2 separate regions of the Homo sapiens genome follow, and region 2 is linked to region 1. The links are chromatin loops, found by intact Hi-C in ENCODE. Cell type or tissue: PC-3. All regions are shown on one strand. Each heading gives the region's core, and the rest is flanking DNA. Links, peaks and the distances in the headings are about the cores only. Region 1 holds the start of DIRC3-AS1 (DIRC3 antisense RNA 1). Region 2 overlaps DIRC3 (disrupted in renal carcinoma 3).

What was found. A loop is a pair of places that touch in the nucleus more often than their neighbours do. Peaks named below come from ENCODE experiments on the same cell type or tissue, not always from the same donor. Only the 100,000 strongest peaks of a DNase experiment are listed, where the experiment ranks them.
Region 2: a loop joins it to region 1, with 6 times the contacts of the local background. A loop is called at or near these places in 2 of 110 quality-filtered maps.

Annotation. Positions count from the first base shown.
Region 1 is chr2:217,280,411-217,285,790 of GRCh38, reverse strand. It overlaps DIRC3-AS1 (DIRC3 antisense RNA 1), which reads right to left and starts at 3,058. Exons shown (of 6, transcript NR_133642.1): 1 at 2,982-3,058. It overlaps DIRC3 (disrupted in renal carcinoma 3), which reads left to right. Exons shown (of 13, transcript NR_186301.1): 13 at 928-1,772. In PC-3, for the core only: no CTCF peak of the experiment used is centred there; a DNase peak (open chromatin) is centred at 3,040; H3K27ac peaks cover 2,055 bases.
Region 2 is chr2:217,364,457-217,369,836 of GRCh38, reverse strand. All of the region lies in intron 8 of DIRC3 (disrupted in renal carcinoma 3), which reads left to right. Among named protein-coding and RNA genes, the nearest start is that of DIRC3-AS1, 84 kb to the right of the region's middle. In PC-3, for the core only: no CTCF peak of the experiment used is centred there; DNase peaks (open chromatin) are centred at 2,146 and 2,676; H3K27ac peaks cover 3,019 bases.

The sequences.
Region 1 (5,380 bases), core at 98-5,097:
CATGGGAATGTGGATAGCCCTGGGAGATAAGACTCTTATTATAAGCTCACAAGTGCATTTGTGGAAATGAAGATATTTCTGTCATCTATTTGTTGGATTAGCTTCACAGGAAGGCGGAGTGAGCAAACATGCATTGAATATTTACTTGGTGTTCCAGAGAGACATGTGTTGGCTCCAGCAGCAGCACCAGAGCACCAAAAATGAGGCTTTAGCTTATTTTGGAGATGGCTAAAACAAAGATTCAGGGCATGTCTCAAAGCGATGTTGAAGAGGGGAAATAAGGCTGGTGCTAAAGAAAAACTAACCTGATGCTAAAGAAAGAACTAACTAACTCATGTATTCTTTGACAAGATGTGCTCGGGCCAAAGAATAAAATTCTAAACAATCATTGGTTCTGTGGAGGGAGGCTTGCTTTTCATAGAGGCACAGGATAGCAATTCTGAAACTATTCTGTGTGAATTCTAGTATTGAGCAAATAAGTAAATATATTATAGAAGATGGCAGCCAGTGTTCACCTTATAAGAGAAGGTAGTTACAAACATGGTGAGGGGAAATGTTAGCAACACTTCAGTGGTGTTGGATTGGAATTGGAGCTTTCAGTGAGAACTCATGGCATATACTATCTAGATAGCTACAAAAAGAGATCGACCTATGTGGATATAAATATTGAGATGTATGTGGATGCAGGTGTGTGTGTGTGTGTGTGTGTGTGTGTGTGTACATAAATCTATTTCCTAGCTGTGTATTCTTAGAGGGCCTAAAACCAAGGAATTGCAGTGCAGCGAGACCACCTGGCTTCCCGATCTTGGTTTTTAAATACTATTCTCTACTAAAAGGAATTAGGGCTCTTTGAAAAAAAAATGACTGATTCTGTAGCTAAGGGAGAGAAAGTAAAAGATGAACCTGAAATATATTTTTTTTTTTCAGAAATTAAGAATGTTCCCAAAGAATGATGGAGACATTTCAAAAGGATACGGAAGCCAGATTGTGGGCGCTTCTACTGGCCAACTCTGGGACATCGTGGACATCAAAATAAATTTGTAATAATAAAGGATTATAGCCTATTAGTTAAATCAGAAAAATCTGATTTAACTAAATGAGTAGGAGGAAAAGAAAGCTCTTCCTTATATTAGAAAGTCAATTAATAAATGCAGAAAGGAATGAAAAAATTAGAAAAGCCACCATTTGGCAACCATGGCAGGCAGAATGGGGAGTATGCCTCCAGACAGTAATTCCTTTCAAACTGGTTTATAGGAACTCACTGAGCTTGCTGATCGACCTCTGAGAGGCAAAGTTTCTGAATTATGAAGTACTGATTATATAAACTTAGACAGAGACATGCTTCATTATTTAATAGGACTGTGTCAAAAGCCTACTATTAGGATGATGTGTTGGGTGTGGAACAGGGTCTCTTCCTGCCAGGAACACTGGTGATTTCACTCCGTGTTCAGGCTGATCTTTGAAGTTGAAGACAAGCAGAAGAATCCTTCTAAAATTTAGCCATGCCCATAGGCTGGGAGGGACACTGCTCCATTCAGAGGCAGCAAAGCACATTACTGTATCTCCTATAGAGCTTTGAGCAGTCCAGTGTACATGGAGAAACTTAGTAAATGTTGTTGAATTAGTGAATGAACAAATCAATGGACCAAGTCAGGGGTAAGTCTTACATTTGTCATCTAGGTGATTAAGAAAGGAAAAAGTATCTGTTTCAAGAGGATTACAATCTAACTGTACTCCAATAGTAAAATTTACTCTTTTGGAATCTGAAGACATTCATGAGTCTTTGCATCTTATTTCCTGAATTCTAACTTCCCTTGCCTTTATGAATGACAAAGAAGATGCATACAACCTTTGTAAATGCTTGCTGAATTTGAACATTATGTTGCTTTGTGATTGCCTCCACTTGGGATTCCAAATGACATCATGTGGATTCACTGGAGGCCTCGGGTAGCTGGGGAACTGAGGGGATAAGATGCACACATGGTACACAAGCACACGTACACCAACAACGTAAATAGACACGTAACTAGAAACAGCTGTGCAGAGCCATTTAGTAAAAGGTTGAGTAGCTGGAACCATCAGGAGTGCGTGGGAATGAGTTCAAGCTCCCCCCATGAGGCCTTCCTAAGGCTTTGCAGGAGGGCAAGAACAAGGTCTGGGAAGTGGGGAAATGGGATGGCTCAGTCTGTCCTTAGCATCTCGATCCTGGCTGACTCTCCACCACTCCTCACCCTTGCAAGATTACACACTTTGATTTATGTGACATTTAGGCAGAAAGCAGCCTAGAGCACTCTGGGGGTATTAACCCAGAAGACATACAAATCAGATTGGACCAAAGGGGAAAGAAGCCTCAGACATCCGCAGGGGAATAAGAAGGATATTGTATGCTACTTGACCTGATCTCTTTCCTACTCAGGAAAGTCAGTAGATAAATAATAAAATTGATAGTGCATGGAGAGTTGAGAGGCAAGACTTGCAGCATTGAAGTCTGAATTTCTGTCCTGAATATGATATTTGTACTCCCCCCAACTCCCTGGTCTCCAAAGGAATCTGGTCTGTCACTAAACAGCATCTTCTCAATCTCCTCCATGTCATAAAGTGGGAGAGTGGGGGTAGTGGAAAAGGCATGTCTTTATTTTGAAGATGAGAAATTTACATTCTTTTTCGTTAAAATAATCATTTCTAAGGGGTAATATATTGTAGGATCAGAGATTTCTAGGACTGGAAGGATCTTTTAGAAACCGTAGAACCTAAGCCCCTTATTATACAGAGGAGAAATCTGAAACATGGAAAAAGAGAATTTGCCTGATGTCTCAGAAAGACTAAGCAGCATTGGCTCTATGAACAAGAGCTAAAAATCCCAATTCCAATACTACAAAGATGAAATGGTACACAAAACTTTACAATCTACACAACTGAATCATCTTTCTTTCTCATTACACTTTGGTTGTCATCCAAAAATATATAGCTTGATCACTCACCTTAGTCATCTGAAACACCTGAGCCAAATCCAATTCCCGTGCAGCTGCCACGCAAGGTTATGCCTCTGTCCAGTGGCCTCTGTGTTGCCAAGACTCTGTGGATTTGACAACAGGAATTTAGGTGGAGTTTTGAACAATGGTGTCATGGTTGGAACAGGCATGCAATTCCTAAAATTTATGAGTTGTGATTGTGTGTGATAGTGGTTTAAGTTTGGAGTTTGAATATTGGCTCTTCCACTTTATAGCAGAGTGAATTTGGACCAGATGCTTACAGCCTACCTCATGAGATTAAATGAGATAATATGTGTAAAGCATTGAGTATAGCATCTGCATTAAAATAACCACCATTTGTGTAAAATGTATTAATACCATCTTATCACTTCTGTTTCTAGAATAAGTCTAAGCCAATATTTTTGTAAGTTTGTTTTGTTTTGTTTTGTTTGACATGGAGTCTCACTCTGTTGCCAGGCTGGAGTGCAGTGGTGCAAACTCAGCTCACTGCAACCTCCGACTCCGAGGTTCAAGTGATTCTCCTGCCTCAGCCTCCCGAGTAGCTGGGACTACAGGTGCCTGCCACCACGCCCAGCTAGTTTTTGTATTTTTAGTAGAGATGGGGTTTCACCATGTTGGCCAGGGTGGTCTCCATCTCTTGACCTCATGATCCCGCCTGCCTCGGCCTCCCAAAGTGCTGGGATTACAGGCATGAGCCACCGCCGCTGGCCTATTTTTGTAACTTTTAGAGGCCAATATGCATGGGAGTTTGCCTTCTCTTGCTGCCCTTAGGTCTTCTGCCACCAAAGCATGGGAAGAAAGTTAAGCTGGCTTACTGGAGAATAAGAGACACAAAGTCCTATGTCCCACATTACCCTGACTGACAACTAAGCAATTGCTAGACTGTGTGAGTGGGACCATCCTAAGTCATCCAGCCCCCTGCAGACTCTCCAGCTGTCTGCAAATGCATAAGCAAGTGGGGGAATGATCAGTTGAGAAGTCCTAAACCAGAAGAACTACTCAGCTGACCCAAAGGATTGTCAATTAAATAAACAGTGATTGATTTAACCCATCAGTTTTTGGGGAAGGTTGTTAACCAGCCAAAACTAACGGATGCAGTGTCCTATGTGTTCATGTCCTGAATGAATGAGAGATGATATATGTAAGGAAGAGGCCAAGAACCATCCACCAGCAGGATTCTTCTTTCAGCAGAGAAGATGGTTTTGCATGGAGTTATCCCCACCCTCTCCCTTGGCGCTTCCTTTCTGGGGAAGAGTGAAATTTGTGACCCCTGAAAGGAGACTGCTGGCTGGGTGTGGTGGGAGACCGGGATATGACCTGGCCTCATTAACACCATGCACCCTAACTAGCTGGGCCAATCAGTCTGTCTCTGTCCTCCTGGAAACTCTTACCACCCACTGTCTCCCAGACTACAGCACCCCACCCACCAATCCTCCCTTCGAAACAAAGATGCATGCAAGCACGTAGTGGAAATGCCGGGCCAGAAGCCTGCCTCCAAGACTCTGTTGGGGTTCCAGGAGGCAGAAATGCCAAGTTGGATTCACAGGTGCCAGGAAGGCCTTACTCCTGGGCACAACAGACTGCCATAAGGTGGCTCCAGGAAGAGAAACTCCACGTAGTCCTTCAGAAACTCATTCTCACCTTTCCAATCCTTTCTATGAAAAAGGTTCTTATTCATGTTACTTTAACCTATTTTCTTTCTTTCTTTTTTTTTTTTTTTTTTGAGATAGAGTCTCGCTCTGTCCCCAGACTGGAGTACAGTGGCACGATCTCAGCTCACTGCAACCTCTGACTCCCTGGTTCAAGTGATTCTCCTGCCTCAGCCTCCTGAGTAGCTGGAATTACAGGCATGTGCCACCACGCCCAGCTAATTTTTGTATTTTTAGTAGAGACAGGGTTTCACCATGTTGGTCAGGATGGTCTCGATCTCCTGACCTCAAGATCTCCCTGCCTTGGCCTCCCAAAGTGCTGGGATTACAGGCATGAGCCACCATGCCTGGCCTACCCATTTTCTTTATCTCAATTCCAGGCCATATCAAGTGCCAATTTTATTAGCATTTAATATTTCAAAGACAAGGATGTCTTGTTTGGAAGACACCATTCAAACCCTCCAGTCCTCTTCTTTGTAACAGCATATGAGGGTAAGAAGAGAACAAAAAATTATGTCCTCAGGTAGGTCAGTTTTACATGGTTTTTGATTCACTGTTGCACATTCCATCTATGTCTACCTTTGTTTTTTGAAGACTCCCCAGCTCCTGGGCCCTTAAGAAAACAATATATATCAGGATGGGTTTGGCAACCCTTCCAGAACCACCTTTTCTGCCCTAATATACTTATGCCTCTTTACATTTGTTTTCAGCTCTTTGGTCCTGAACACTCTCCTGCCA
Region 2 (5,380 bases), core at 207-5,206, 84 kb before region 1:
CCAAAACTTTAGGCTTATAAATGCAGCTGCCTCATCTATATTTCTTGTATATCTATTATATATATACACACACACAGCTCAACTTAAAAGTGCAAAAGTCAGTTTTTGGTCTTTCTCCATCTCCTCCTTTATAACTTTCTCTTAATATTCCTTGGATTTCAAGACTGATTCCATGCATTATTGCACCACCTTTTTTTCCCCTAAGTAAGCAATAATAGCACAATGTACTAGGCTCCAGGGACTGTTCTAAGTAACGGGAAGATAGAATAAAATAAGAGACTATCACTGCCCTCAAAGGGCTCACTAAGTAGTAGGGGAATCAGCACATTGTCCTGAAAGTCTCAATGTTGTAATGCTGTAGAACAGAACAGGGAGATAGATGTTTCCATGGAATGATACTGAAGAGATGACATTTTTAGCTGCTTCTTGAAGGATGATAAGGAGGTTACTATTCGATGGGTATTGTACCATTACTGTCCCCACTCAGTTAACCTCCATGTATTTAAGAGAATTATACACACACATCCCATAGATCGGCTTTTGCTATATGACTTGCATTTGCCAATGGAAAGTGAGCAAAAGTTACGTGGGCTACATCTGAGCAGAAACTTTCAAAAACATCATCAGGTTACACAGCTCATTTCCTTCTTTTGCAAGGGCAGTGTGTTCCAGGGAGGGATTTCTCCTCCAGCCCAGATCTCAAAATGAAGAAGACTCAACAACCAGGACTTAGGACAAACGAATATGTAGCCCAGGGAACTTTAGCCTATTGTTCCACCATTAGTATGCATCCGCTGACTCCTTGTATTAGTTTCTCTTCCACCAAGAAGAGAGTGGAAGTGATGTATGTGTTTGTGCACAATCGGACATATGTGAATAAGGAGAACATTTTGCTTCCCAAAATCTTTCTTAAGCCTTGATAAACCATTCTATTTGGAGAGTAAGATCCCAACAAAAAATTCAGACCCTAAAAGATGGTCTCTAGACTCTTTCTATGACAATAGAAATGGGATTTTCTTCATTCCTTGGAGAGAGAAGGATGCAGAGATAAAAGGAGCTTTTCAACATCCAAGTCTTCAGTAGAGTGAACTAAAAATAAAATGCTAGGTATGAGAATTTTTTTTTCTAAGAAATTGTGAAGCAGTGACATTTCAAGTTTGGGTTGGTGTGGAGTGAAGCAAGTAGGACGCAGCCAGAGGTGAACCAGGGGAGAAGACTGTTAGGACGCAAGCCCCAAGACAATGACAGATGTTACACAGGAGCTTTGGACTTTGTGGGGAGTTTAAATCAACTTTACCTAAACATGATTAGCACAAGCCCAGATCCAGGCAACTTGGGCCAAGTACCTCAGAGGGCTTCTCTCTGGCTGTCCTCAGGATGTCCCTTTCCATGGGGTTAGGAATGTGCTCAGTCTGGTGGTGTGTGCATCTGGAACTCATGCCCTGCCAGGTTCATGGGCCATTGGCATCCCCTGTCCAGATGGTTCCAATCTGGCTTTCTAGGCCTGTGCAGGACTCTCACCTAGGTTCTTCCTCCGGATGGTGGACCACTCCACCGAGGAGCTTTGTTTGTGGGGATGTGGATAGAAATTGAGTGTCCGGACCCTCATATGTCCACATTCCTACTTGTGAGCTGGTCCTGGTGCTGATAGAGTCAGGTGGGAAGAGAAGGGGGCTTGATCAACAACCTCCATTGGCACTCATACCCCAGGCCCTGAAATCTTGGAGGAAGGCTTATCTCTGAAGGGCAGGGAGGCCCCAGCTGACATCTTATGTAGTACAATTTGAGGACAAGGCCCTGCCCATAATACAAGGGATGCTTTGGGCAAGCCTACCCTGAGAATTAACCATGAGCTTCTTCCTTAAATGGCACAGTAATGAGGTGGCAAGAAAAATCCAGTTACAATTTTAATGTCCAAAAGCTCATCCATCTGCATTACAATCCTGTAAGAAAAATATGCCATGTGTGGCACCTGTAAAGTGAAATAGGCAAGCCTTGGTTCTCCTACAGGGCAATGATTTCTTCACTTGGAATGCCAGCAATGTCTTCTCCTTGGAAAGTTTATAGAGCTTATATCCTGCCTGTTCACCTTTAATAAAGAAATGTTAAATATTGTAAAATAAACTTTCTTTAATGGGGCAGGAATTCATATCCTCCGAGTGTTTTGCTTCTTTAAACATCCCGAGGGCTATGAAATGCCCCGGTTGGACTGGCTGCCATGTCAGCGGTGTGCCTGACTCACTTGGTTTTGGGGCCTACAGCTGGGGAAAGGGGAAGGTTCCAGGCATCACTGCTGGATTATTTGTCTTTATTGTCCAGCTACATTCTTCCTGCTGTTTGACTGGGTAAACTCAAAGCTTGCTTTCTTCTGTGCTACTTTTCCTTGTCTGATTATACTTAAACTTCCCGTCATATACCTGACATTCATATGGTGTGTGTCCCCACTGTCCCTCATCCTTCCTGCCTAGGAGTTCTTTCATGGACAGCAGAGAGGAAGGAATGCTGGACTTGGGATTAGGTCAGCAGGCTGCACATCGAAGGCCCTTTGCTTACTGAGTAATGTTGGGCAAATCAATTTAAAAATCTCCCTTTAGAAAGAAGCCAGGCATTCATTTGTTCCTTCAAAAATACGCCTCCAGGCCTACTATGTGTCAGACAGCATGAGGAGCACAGGAAGACAAAGATGAAGCACCCAGATAAACAGAGTGAGTAATTACCTGTGACTTCAGCACTTAAAGAGATTAATACCTTGTCGCTCTCCCAGGCAAGTTGTGAGGGTCAAAGTGAACTTGTGCTCAGAGACATAAGGGAAATAAGAGTGTGCCAACAAAAGACAGTGCCTCCCAACCTTATTTCAGGGCTTCACTCGTAGTTGGTATGCAATAACTGTCTGGATCAAGTGTAGCTGCCATTTTAGTATTTACTGCTCTTGTTTATTTTTTGTAACTTCACTCACAACTTCCTTTAAAAATAAATGCAGGGGTGCACTAAGGTTGAAGTGATTTTCAATAGAGTTTGTTCTGATTATTTGAAAATGGGATCCCCCTGGGGTATTGCAAAACTGGGCTCTGGATCTTGGTCTTTGAATAAGTGGATGGTCTTTCACACTCAGAGAAGAGAAAAGCTGCGGGAGATCTCCAGTCTAACAACAGAGATCATTGTACACCGGTGGGGCTGCTGGGTCAAGAGTTAAATCAGAATAATCTGAATACAAATCATAACATAGAAAAAGGAAAATTTCCATCCTTGCAAACTCCTTGAGCCATTGATTGGAGTCACAGATACTGCTGTTCTCTCAGCAGAAATGTATTAAGACCATATGTAAAGATAAATATTCTGGTCTGAGCAAGATACAAAAACAAGAAGCAAAGAACCGGTCAGTGGGGTGCCTCATGGACTGCTGTGTTTCCACCCACACTAAAGAATACTCAGAACCGTAGGGGGGTTAGATTCTGCTCACCCTTTCATTTGCTCATTTATTCAACAAATATTTATTGAGTACCTGCTGTGTGCTGGGAATTCAGAAGGAAGCAAAATCTGGCTCAGTCCCTGCCTTCATGAGTTAGTGAAGGACACAGACATTAATAGAATAATCACACACTCATCCCACAGTTGTGGTGGTGATTGTGGTAGATAATGCAAAGAGGCTACAAATAAGACAACTGATTTCACAAGGAAAGACAAGATAGGCTTCTCCGAGGAGGTGAAGCTTGACCTCTGTGAAAAAAATCATCACATTACCTTCTCTGTCTCTTCTGCTTTACTCTTCCATCTTTTGGGGATTTTTGTGATTACATTGGGCCCATCTGGATAATCTAGGGTAATCCTCTTCATCTCAAGATCCTTAAACACAGCTACAAAGTCCTTTTGATGTGTAAGGTAACAGTCACAGGTTCGGGGATGAAGCCATCTCTGAGGACATTATTGTGCCTATAGCATCAGGGCATCTGCATTGAAACCTCAGCAGGAATTAAAGGGTAAGTAATATATAAAAAGATGTTGTTAGCTCCAAGCAACTGGAGATCCTATCTTAACTGCACTAGGCTCAGTCAAAGAAAGTGGACAGAAAGTCAGCTGCCTTTGCAGGAGTAGGGCTAAGTAAACGAGAGGCAGAGCCCAGAACTTAATGCCTGAATGAAATGTTTATGGTGTATAAAGCGAGTCTACTCTAAAGGCAAATAAAATGCTTGATAATTCAGAGGATTTGAGAATTGATTTGAAAATACATGGATTCTGGCACTATGCCTCGCTGTGAATATGGCAGGGCTGCCTATGACAATCCCAGGGTGTTATTTCTCTAAATGCATCACCCCAGTCCTTGGAAGGAGTCTGGTTTCTGCTCCTTTGGAAACTTCCAGTATGCACTGTTTATTAGCATCCCGATCCACCCCCTCAAATACACCTCTTCCCAGAAGAATCTAAATTGATTTAATGATATTTTATGTTTCCCTTGTAGAAATTTCCCAGTTCTAATTTTTCTAGTTTGCTTTTACAGTACTATTTTTTCTCCCTTCTCACCTTCCTCCAGCATCAAACGACATAACTACCATCCCTCTGGTGTGGGATACTTACTAGGAAAGCTCAACAGACCTATTGTAATACAACTCAAGGTACAGGAAAGAGCAGAGATTCAATATCACCCCTCCTGGGCCCTGTTAGGCTAAGTGGATAGTTGCTGTTGGCAGCACTTTGCAGAAATTGACCCAAAGCCTTGCCTGCAAGGCCCCCTTCCCTCCCACTCTACCACCCATAGAGGGTTCAAGTGCACTGAGTTTCACTCAGGAGAATACCTTCCTAAGGGGTCTCAGGTATATGAAGGTGGGATAGAGTAGAGCATTCCATGAATAGGTGGGGGTTTTCCAGAAGTCTTCTGAAGCTAGACAAGCAAAGACATCCCAAGACAGGAGCACAAGCAAGGGTTCAAATCACTGTAGTCGGGATCTTCCCAAATTTACTGCAGAAACCAGTCTAATTTTGTTTTTTCCTAAAAGCCACTTTCCTCTTCTCTCTTCCTTTGGAATTTCCATATATTAGCATTAATTCATTTATTCTTTGAGAGGAAGGAAAAATTGGGAAGTCTAAATGGAAGCTGAAATCTTCTGAGCATTTGCTTTCTAACTTGTAGAGGCTAAAATTAGACCTTGGAAAAGGTTAGTTTTCTTCTCTTTACCACCCCTTTTTAGAGTGTGAGGAGAAATTCCTCCCATTCTCCTGACCTGTAGGATATGGCTAATAACAGTCCTGTCTCATGAAAGATGATGTGAGGACTGAAATAATGTATGTAAAGCACTCAAAAGATGCCAAGTATCCAACAAGCTTTTAATAAATGTTCACTAAGAGGTGGGTGATGATGAAGATGGTGTTGATGGTGAAGATGATG